2 separate regions of the Homo sapiens genome follow, and region 1 is linked to region 2. The links are chromatin contacts, found by Hi-C or POLR2A ChIA-PET in ENCODE. All regions are on one chromosome and are shown on one strand. The core of a region is the stretch at or near the end of the contact, and the rest is flanking DNA. Distances in the headings are between cores, read along the strand shown.

The links. Hi-C counts contacts between places; a loop is a spot of excess contacts on that map. ChIA-PET counts read pairs that join two places held with the same protein, here RNA polymerase II (POLR2A).
Region 1: a map of breast epithelium shows a loop between it and region 2 (6-fold over the local background). The contact joins the enhancer-like site here to the promoter of MYCNOS in region 2. A Hi-C loop is called at or near these places in 2 of 168 maps with a recorded cell type or tissue (breast epithelium and heart left ventricle). POLR2A ChIA-PET finds 5 or more read pairs at or near these places in 2 of 52 experiments (Caco-2 and activated CD4-positive, alpha-beta T cell).

Annotation. Positions count from the first base shown.
Region 1 is chr2:16,737,137-16,742,365 of GRCh38, reverse strand. No RefSeq gene overlaps it. Among named protein-coding and RNA genes, the nearest start is that of CYRIA, 74 kb to the right of the region's middle. Within about 2 kb of position 2,130, at least 5 of the 41 ENCODE cell types and tissues checked have a DNase peak (open chromatin) inside an H3K27ac peak, as active enhancers do.
Region 2 is chr2:15,939,562-15,944,840 of GRCh38, reverse strand. It overlaps MYCNOS (MYCN opposite strand), which reads left to right and starts at 3,156. Exons shown (of 4, transcript NR_110230.2): 1 at 3,156-3,309; 2 at 3,744-3,867. It overlaps MYCN (MYCN proto-oncogene, bHLH transcription factor), which reads right to left and starts at 4,291. Exons shown (of 3, transcript NM_005378.6): 1 at 4,098-4,291; 2 at 1,987-2,893. The coding sequence starts at 2,776. RefSeq lists an enhancer at 4,163-4,693.

The DNA of each region.
Region 1 (5,229 bases), core at 881-3,380, 800 kb before region 2:
TTCATATGCCATGCATGGTTGCTTGCCACCTAGTTTTTTGGTGTCATTCTTCGGAACCTCAGCAAAAACTAATACAGAAAATCTCAGTTTAGCATCCTTTAAGATTTTCTTTTTGCATAATTTCAAAGCCAACTATCTGTTGGCTCCCTTTCAGAGAATCTTATAAGCCAAGTCTCTGGAAGCAGGGCCTGGCCTGTGGCTCCCAGGAGGAGACTGGTTGAGGCAGGGTCTGTGTCCCAATGTCATTCCTCCTGCACAGGCTATGGTCTTCCCAATATGCCACAATTACATTGTACCTAAATTGACAGGGTTTCAGACTCTTGCTTTCCCAAGTTGAATAATGCGTTAAACATATATTAATGCAATACATTTATGGTTAAAAAATGCCTCCAGCTCTGTATGTTGAAAGCTTTTGTCTCCATTTCCCTAGGGATAAATCATTATTGAAATCAAAAAGAAGAGCTTGGCTCAGCAGCAAAAAAGAAAAATAAAAAAACATGCCTTGTGGTTTGTCCCCAACATTGCAATCTATTCCTAGGTTAAGGATTTTGTAACTTCTTTCTGTCTCTCTTAGGTTTCTTTCCTCTCCTTCCCTCATTCCCCACTTACCTCCCCCCAACACAAGGATGTTTAAGTTCTGCACATAGTGCTCCCATCTGCTCACGTCTTCTCCTATCGCCATGGTTACTGGCCCAGAGTGGTCTCTGTGGAGACAGAGGCAGAACAGTAACCAGGGACAACTACATAGCAAGAGGCTGTGAAAGTGAGGATTTTTTAACCCCCAGTTAAACTGGCATGCCTATACTCATGCGATTTCTTTTTTTTTTTAAGTGGCATGTCAGATTTTAAAATTCTTTTTCAGAAAAAAAGATAAAATATGAGGTGTTTGGTTATGACTATTTTTTTAAAAAAATCAAATTTAGGGTGTGTTCCATATGAAGTACTGGGGTTAACGGTGTGGAAGGTAGGAAGGTGGTGGCCAGATCTCAGCCCATACCCCACGAAAGGGGGCAGACCCATGACAGTCCAGGGTTACTGAAATTAATACAGGAGTTACTGAATTTCATACAAAGGACAATGGAATAAGCCTTCGAAGCTTACATTTCCTGATCCCCAACCATTGGGTTGTGCCATCACAAATCGCCTCAATGACATCCCAGGTCCTGTGGCTGCAACAGACTGAATGTTTGTGTTCCCCACAAACATTTAGTTAATCCCAATCGCCTCCCAAAGGCCCCACCTCCTAACAGCGTGGCATCGGGATTGATGTGATCTTGTTAGCAGGGGGGGCCTTTGGGAGGTGATTAGGTGATGAGAGTGGTGCTCTCGTGAGTGGGGTTAGTGCCTTTATAAGAATAGGCCAGACAGCAAAGTCACTCTCTTTTCACCATGTGAGAATGTGGTGAGAAGTCAGCTCTCTGCAACCAGAAGAGGGTCCTCACCAGAACCCAACCATGCTGGCACCTGGATCTCAGACTTCCAGCCTCCAGAACTGTGAGAAATAAATTTGCTGTTTATAAGCTCCCTGGTCTATAATACTTTGTGATAGCAACCCATGCTTATGGTGACGGTGCCCAGTAGTCTTCATTTTATTTTTCTCCAACCAGATGGGATTTTATTTGCTTTGCTCTGGGCTCATGTGCCACAGGAAGGTGTAGATGCCTGATATGATCAGCGGGGAACTCCTGTTTAGTAGAATCGAGTATGGGGTTTAATATCATCAGGGAGTCTCCTCTAGGCTAGGCTTTGCTTCTGACTACTTGGGGACTGACACAGGTCATTTCTTGTTCTATGAAATGGGGTGGCACAGCAGTATGTTGGATTACAACAGAGTATCTCAACCTTGGCTGCACTTCAGAACCACCTGGGAGTGTGTCCAAAATACCAATGTCCTGGCACACCCCCTGTACCATTAAATCAGACACCCTGAGAGTGCAGCTTAGCAGTATTTTTAAAACTTTCCCAGGTAAGTTTAATGGGTAGTCAGGTAAAAGTCAATGACCTGGACATGCTCCAAGGTCCCTTCCAGCTCTGCAAGCAAATGAGAACATGCCCAGCGTGGACTGCACACAGGTATGGCCAGTTGGCAGGAGGCACCACTGCAAGGATTCCTCCTGGCTGTGTCACCAGCTGGGCACCTCCAGCGTGGGCACAACCAAGGTTGAATGAAGCCCAGACTGGCACCGAGAGGCCTGGGCACTGACCTGATTGGTCATAAACCAGCTGTGTAACCTTAAGCAAATCTCTTTCAACTGAATGGCACAGTTTCTTCATCTATAAAATGAGGAAGGCAATATTTTGAAAGGGTTAAAATGCAGACTCTGGAGCCTGTGTAAATTCAGACACTGACTATGTACTAAACTGCTGTGTGACCTTGAGCAAGTTACTTAACCTCTCTGGGCTTCAGTTTCTTCCTGCATAAAATGGAAAGAATAATAGTACACAGTTCAAAGTATTGAAGGATTCACTGAACTGATTTACGTAAAATGCTTATCAGTGCCTGTCTTTAATAAATACTCAATAGATGTTGGAATTTACAAATCAACATTACAACATTACAAAGTAGAGGGGTTGGACTAAACATTCTCTGGGGAACTTTCTCTGTCTCTGATGCTAGGTCCTGGGAGACAAATGGTGGCTTTGGCAGATAGAAGTGGGAAGGGCTTTGCAAACAGAGAGAAGGGAGGCAAAAGAAATCTGAGCATGCATGGGAACAGTAACTGGAGTGCACAGACTATTGGGAAAGGGGACTAGAGCCAAGGGAGAAACGGGACCATTAGACTAAAAAGTGGGGAAAGGTTATGGAAGCCCTGAGATATCAGGGTGTGGAAGTGGGGCTTTCCATGTACACTAGTGATTCCAAACATTCTTCAGTAGTGGATTTCAGCTTCAGACAAAGTTTTATAAGGAATCTGATTGTATACAACAAATAAAAGTAGAAATTTTTGAGTTGCAGCCCAGATGGGAGTCTGGAATCCCTGGTCTTGTTGTCCTTCTCTTACCATGGCTGGCCCTTCAGTAGTCCCTCTAGTGCTCCAAGATTTCATGGAGCAAAGTTAATATTCTCTACTGTAAATAACTAGAAATTATTGGGACACAGGAGCTGATAGAGTTTGAATATTTGTTCCCTCTGAATCTCACGTTGAAATGTGACCCCAGTGTTGGAGGTGGGATCTGGTGGGAGATGTTTGGGTCAGGGGAGTGGATCCCTCGTGAATGACTTAGTGTCCTCCCCAAGTAATGAGTAAGTCTTCACTTCATTAGTTTGTGCAAGATCCGGTTGTTAAAGAGTCTGGCACCTCCCTCCCCTCTTCTCTTGATTCCTTTCCCACTGTGTGACGTACCAGCTTCCCTTGCCTTCTGCCATGAGTAAAGGTATCCTGAGGCCTCACCACAAGCAGATGCTGCTGCTATGCTTCTTGTACAGCCTACAGAACCATGAGACAAACAAACCCCTTTGCTTTGTAAATTGCCCCATCTCAGGTATTCCTTTACAGTGATGCAAAGTGGACTAATACAGGAACCAACTTTTAAAGAATTTTTCATACTCTGTGCTATGGACAATCTGTAGGCTAGATGATAAGGGTGAGGAGGGTGGGAACAAAAACACAATTATTGGGATATCTATAAAGTCAGAGACAGAATCTTGAGCTGCAGAGTTCATGAACCTGAGTGACTAATACATTTTCTGGCTTGTTTTCATAATGTGCCCCATCCGCCAGAACAGTTAAGGTGCTTACCTGAGTTTACCTATGACTGAAAGCAAAGGTGTATTATTTATTATTTAAATACTGCTGTAAGAGTGCCAGGTAATACACAATCACAAAAATCTCACTGGCTTATTAAAACAAATGTTTATGTCACATTTACAGGTGGACAGGCCAACAGTGATACTATTGGCACCTGCTGGGTTGGCTGAGCTTGACTTTAGAAAATGGGCTGGATTTAGTTCCACCCCGTATATCTACTCATTCTGGACCAGCAACTACCTGGGATGCTTTATTCTTGTGGTAAAGTGAAGAGTAAAAGACCAGCAGAGCTTTGCCATGACTCTCCAAGTTTCAGATCAAAGCAGTAACTGTCACTCTCACCCACATTGCATTAACCCATGCACATCATATGGCCAAAGCCAAAGTCAATGAAACAGACAACATTCTACCCACAGGGAGGACTTGGCAATAGAAGTAGAGAAAGAAATATGGGTCAACAAATAATACTACCTACTACAGGTGGGGGTGATGGGGAAGCCGAGTAGTCACCAAGCCAGAAGCTTATCTACTCCTCATTCTTTCATACCCAGCTCATATTCTATCTCCCCCAACAAGCATTCCCAGTCCAGCTCTCATTCTCTGACCTACTCCAGGTGGACTTTGACCCCTCTGTGAGCTCTCTCCTGTGTGAGATCATCAGGTGGTCATGAACACTGGCTTTCCCTTGGTGCCCAACACAAGTGGGCACATAGTGGTTGCTCAGTCAAGATAAACTGCTTGATGTATAGATGGAGGAAGGATCCAGGAAACTTCCCTGGAAGAGTGAGGTGGGATGATAAATTCAGGGGGCATTCCACTCTCTCTTTTCATACCACCAGCACTGCCTTTGAACATGGCAATGTGAAGGAAAGAACAAAGGCTTTGGAGTCAGAGAGACTCAGGCTGAAATTACAGCTGTACATTCACCAGTCCTGTGACCTTAGATGAGTTGCTTTGCTGTACAGTGCCTCCGATTTTTTATCTGTAAAATGAGGATAATAGCAATTACTTTGCAGGATGATTACTATTTTCAAACATACTCCTTGCAGTCCTGCCTCAAGACCTTGGCAGTTGCTGTCACCCCTGCTGAACACAAGGTTCCTCCATTTATCTGTGTAGCTCACTGTCTTATCTCAGTAGCGTCTTGGCCAAAATGTCATCGGATCAGTGAGGCCTCTCTTTATCATTTTATATAAAATAGCATACACTCCATTATCTCACTCTATCTTCTTGCCCTGTTTACTTTCTTTGTCGTATTTATCAACACTCAACAGTTATCTGTTTGTTGTTTACGTGCTTCATTATTGTCTGTGTACCTTCCAAAACATAAAGTAGACTCTGTGGGAAACTAGGGCTTTGTGTTTTAAGTATTTTAACAATCTCTGGATCTCATTGCCCACAATGGTGACTGGAAGCTGTTTAGTGAGTATTTCTTGAATGGATGAACTGTGAGTATTGAATAAGATTGCGTCCGTAGAGT
Region 2 (5,279 bases), core at 1,907-4,406:
CCACCGCAGACTAGTTGCATGACCCTGGTCAAGTTACCCAGCCTTTCTAAGCCTCTGTTTCCTCAGCTATTAAATGGGGATGATACCACTTTGACAGATAACATGTAGACTTAGCATAGAGCTGAGCCTAGTAGACAGATGCTCAGTAAATGGTAGCTTTTATCATAATCACCAGTCTGCCCTGTGGACTTATTTACATTTCTAGCTCCACACTTAAAGAGTTGAGGCCTCTCATTTTAGGAGCCTCATTTAGCAGTTTACACATGGTTGTGTTTGATTTTAAGTCCTTAAACAAACTTGAGGAACAATTTAATTAACTGAAGAAAAAAAACAACTTTTCGTCCACAAACCTGAGTTTTATACAATAAACAGTTTTTCATTTAACAAAGATCAAATCTTAATGACAAAGCCATAATCCACAGTTGGTATAAACCCCCAAATGGGAGCAGCTCTCCTCAAAGCCACCAATAATAACAGCAACAACAGAAACGTGTAGCATCATGTGCGCATTCTTCCCCTCTCTCCTCATTGACTACCACGCTGGGGTAGAAAATTATTGTTTAAAATACAAGCATGAAAATCAAAACATATCTTCTGCTTGATCTGAAGGGGACCGGAAAGCTGAACAATTGTGGGATTTGTTCTAAAGCCGAAATGTGAGGCTGTTCCAGTCTGTGGGTCCCTTTAAGCCAATGTTTTGGTTTTCTGCCAAGAAGACAGCTGTTGGAAGGAAGTGCTTCCTCACCAAAAGCTGTCAAGGCACAGACATTAAAGGGACAGAGCCGTTTCAAACTGGAGGCTTATCACCAAGTTTCCTTCCAGGAGCCTCAAAGATCTCTCCTCAGCCCAGAAGTAAATTTAGGCTTGTTATCCACCTGCATTCTGAAAACACTGGTTTTCAAAGTCCAAGGGGGGTCCCAGCTCCCTGCTCCAAGGACAAGGCAATGCCACTCTTTGGGTTGAGTTCTGTTCATCCAGACCCCCAGGGAAAGGCTTGGTTTTAACTCTTCCCTTCAGCTTAAGACACAGACAAATGAACACAATAGAACTAATCAGTGAGTCCTCCCAGGATGTGAGCCTTCCTGGAGAGGCTGCTGAGTGCCTGCCCTCACCTTCAAGGGCACTGGGTTACAGATACAACTCACATCTCAAATTAGGCCTGGAATTCAGGCTGGAAGACAAAACTACAGCCAGTTTCCACTGCACACTGGAAAGAGGAGGCCCCCTGAGAATGTACACAACTGCTGTTGCACTTGCAGCCAGCTGCTGAATGGAGGGAGGGAGGGTGCCCCCACCACCCCCAGCCTTTCAGATCCCGGGCCCGCCTGCTGGCCTCGCATATCGCCGCCTGCTGGCCACGCACCAGGAGCAAATAGCCCACCACCCACCGAGGATGGGGGAAGGGAAAGGTACCGACATTTGAAAAAAAAAAAAAAAGAAAAAGAAAAAGAATAGAAAATCGGCTCTAGCCATCTGTGCAACCCTCCTATAAGTTCCTGCGCCTTAAACAGGGCTTTGCACAGCCCTTGAATCTTCTCGGGATGTCTTTCCCTCCCCTGACCTGGGCCAGAGAGTCCCTTTCACCCCTGCGCTAACAGGTTTCTGTCCAGGCAGTGCACCCAGCAACCCCCTAAACCCCCACCCGGTTTAGCCACCAACTTTCTCCAATTTTATTCCTCAGACTGCGCTGCAAAAGAGAGGTGGGGGACCGGGTGAGGGCCCGTGATGGCCTAGAGGAGGGCTCCCCAGGAGAGGGTGGAAGGAACTTTAGTGAAGGCGAGAATTGGAGAGCACCCCTTTTGCAACGGCATTCTCTCAGCCCCTTCTCTTTACCCCGAGGAGAGACTTGGGGGAAACAGGACCTCTCTGCCCCTAGCACTGCCTCCAAAATGCTCCCCAGGCCAAGACATACGAGCACTAACAAAGGGGACGCGACCCGGGGTCCAGTGCCCCAGGGAGGCAGCCGGACCCGAGTTCGGTCTTTACCTGAATCGCTCAGGGTGTCCTCTCCGGAGGTACTGAGGGCCTTGTGGTCGCCGCCGCTGGTCTGGCGGCCGCCTGGGCGCGGAGGGGCGACCCCCGGGGCCCCGGCTGGGGCGGCAATACCCGCCCCCGAGGCGACCGCAGGGCCCGCCGCCGGGGCACTGGCCGGGGCTGCGGGCACGGGCGCTGGCTCGCGCTTGTTCACGGGAAAGGGGAAGACCACGGCGGGATCCACGCACTCGGCGGCCGGGTGGGCGAGCTCGGCGGGCAGGGCGGCCCCGGCGCGGCCGGCTCCCGCAGCCCCGCCGTGCCCGCGACCCGCAGGGCTGGCGGCGCCGGCTCCCGGGGACTGGGCGGTGGAACCGGCGGTTGGCGGCCCGCGGCCGTGCTGCAGCTTCTCGCTCACGGCGCGCTCCAGCTTCTCGCGGGCGGAGAAGCCGCTCCACATGCAGTCCTGGAGGATGACCGGGTTGGGGGTGAGGCCACCCAGTCCCCCCAGGCCGAACGCGTCCTCCTCGGCCGGGCTGCCCCACAGCTCGTTCTCAAGCAGCATCTCCGTGACCCAGCTCGGGGGCTCGGAGCTGTGCTCCGCGAAGCCACGGCTGGGCGACAGCGGGGGCGTGGGCAGCAGCTCAAACTTCTTCCAGATGTCCTCCCCCGGGGGGGTCGAGTCGGGGCCGCCGAAGTAGAAGTCATCTTCGTCCGGGTAGAAGCAGGGCTGTAGCGAGTCAAACTCGAGGTCTGGGTTCTTGCAGATCATGCCCGGCATGGTGGACGTGGAGCAGCTCGGCATCGGCTCGCCTCCCGGCCGGCGACTGAGGGCTTCTTTCCGCCCCGTTCGTTTTAATACCGGGGGTGCTTCCTTCCCGTGGGGGGCGCGGAAGGCGGGGGCCGGCGCCGACCTCCAACACTGCAACCGACAGACACACCGGAGAGGGTGGGCAAACGGGGCAGACCGAGGGGATAGGCAATGGGCGCCCCCTCTAACCAGGTTCCCCAATCTTCCCTCCAAGCCCCCCACTCTGCCCACTGCTCCCGAAGGTGGAGGAAGTTGTGCCTCTCGCTCCCTCCCTCCCGCCCTCCTTTTGTGTACAAGCTGTCTACGACAGGGGGTGGGAGGGGGCATGCAGATGCAGGGGGTGGTGGCGAGGCTCCGCAACTTTGGAAACTGCCATTTCATTCACACAAGGCACTGCCTGGGGGAGGGGGCTGTTCCTGGCTGCAGAATTCTAGCTCTCACGAGCACGCAGACAACCGCACTCGCAGCGGTGTGGGGCCGGCTGCTCAGGGGAAGCCCCAGGCTCTCCGACCCAGCTACCGGGAATGGTATTTGGAGTACCTTCTACCCCCTTTGTAAAAATGCAACCTCAGGAGTGCAAATGATAGCAGGGGATTTAGAAAACTTTGCAAATAAAAAAAAGCCTTTCTCTAGACAGAGACCAACAACAGACACCCATATCCACAAATCCTTCCCCTCCCCAAATTTGAGCAAACGCCCCTCGGCATTCACCCGCTGCAGGGATACTCCTGCCAATAGCTTAATTGGAAGCTCTCTAAGCCCACCCCTGCTCTTCCAAACCCACGACAACGTCCTCTTCCAGGGAGGGAGAGGCTGAGCCCCTGTTCCCGGGAATGGCAGGGGCGCCCGCGCGAGGAGGGTCGCCGGGAGAGCCGCCTCTCCTCCAAGCTGGAGCAGCCGTGACCCAGATTGCGACCGCGGCGGCCTCGCCCTGCCTAATCCCCCCCTCTTCTTCCTCCAGGGGCACCCTTTGGAGAAGAACCCCAGCCTGGGGTGGGGACGCACCGGCTCTCCGACAGCTCAAACACAGACAGATCTTCTAGAGCCGAGGGAATTTCTTTTCGCAGAAGCCATTACTCCCCCCGGTAAGGGCTGCAAAAGGATTAGGGCGGGTCTCCTCTAGCCAGGATGCCTTCGGGGCTGGAACTGGCTTTTCTGGGAAAACCCAGAGATGGTTTTGTTTCGGAAGCAGAAACAGTCCCCCGGGCATATTAGGGCGCCCGGTGCGCACGTCGCAATCCCGTCCAGGGCTTGCCTTGCCCCGGCGCTCGTCGCTTCCCTGGGCGCCGGGCGGTTTGCAAGCCCTGCTCCTTACCTCCCGCCGACTGCAGGGGATCCGGAGGCGATTCTGCGCGGGTGTCTCCGGGTGGGCCGGGGGGGCGGGGGTGTCCTCGGATGGCTACAGTCTGTGCGCGCTTGCGCCTGGCTAGCGCTTGCTCGGCTCCAACACAGTTCCCAGGAGCCCCCCGCATCCACCCAGCGCGTCCAGACAGATGACTGTCACAGCCTGCGCTTTGAAGCTCGGGGGATATTATTAACTGAAAAATCTGACACACCCGGGGGGCGGGGAGAGAAGGGGGCTGTGGCGCAGACAAGGGGGAGGGAGAAAGGAGAGGAAAGCGGCTTTACCCCGCCCTCCTGATTTCCATAAAAATCAGGGGAGGCGCCAAGGCTTTCGCGCCAAAAGCCACTTGCTTTTCTTTGCAGAGAGAAGGCTGCAAAGCTGGGAAGCCCAGGGTGTGCTCCTCCCGCCCTTTTGGACCCCCGGGCTTGCACCGGCTGCACTCTGAGAACCAGCTGCGCGCGGAGCGGTGCAATGCAGCACCCACCCTGCGAGCCTGGCAATTGCTTGTCATTAAAAGAAAAAAAAATTACGGAGGGCTCCGGGGGTGTGTGTTGGGGAGGGGAGACCGATGCTTCTAACCCAGCCCCCGCTTTGACTGCGTGTTGTGCAGCTGAGCGCGAGGCCAACGTTGAGCAAGGCCTTGCAGGGAGGTTGCTCCTGTGTAATTACGAAAGAAGGCTAGTCCGAAGGTGCAAAATAGCAGGGAGAGGACGCGCCCCCTTAGGAACAAGACCTCTGGATGTTTCCAGTTTCAAATTGAAAGAAGAGGGGCGCCCCCCTTGTTTGAAAATAAATAAATAAATAAGTGCGAGCTACGAGGGTGGCGCCGCGGTGGTTTCTTCGGCCGAAGGCGACACCTCGCGGAGACTGAGCAGAAAGCGGAGCTGCCCGGCCTTGGCGCGGACCTGGAGTGCGGCCACTCCGCAGGTCTCCCGCCGCCCCCGCGGGACTGTCCACGCGTCCTCACCACTGCGGAGGAGGAGGCGGCCTGGCTCTGCTTCCTAGGGGGAATGGGCGTACGTTCCCTGCAGCCGTCCCCAGGGCTCCCAAGTTAACCTTTTCAAAGCCACCATTCTCCCCAGTTATGGGCAGGCGAATCTGATTTACCGAGATGGAAGTGCTGTCCACACCTCCTGAGACCCAGCCTCGGCT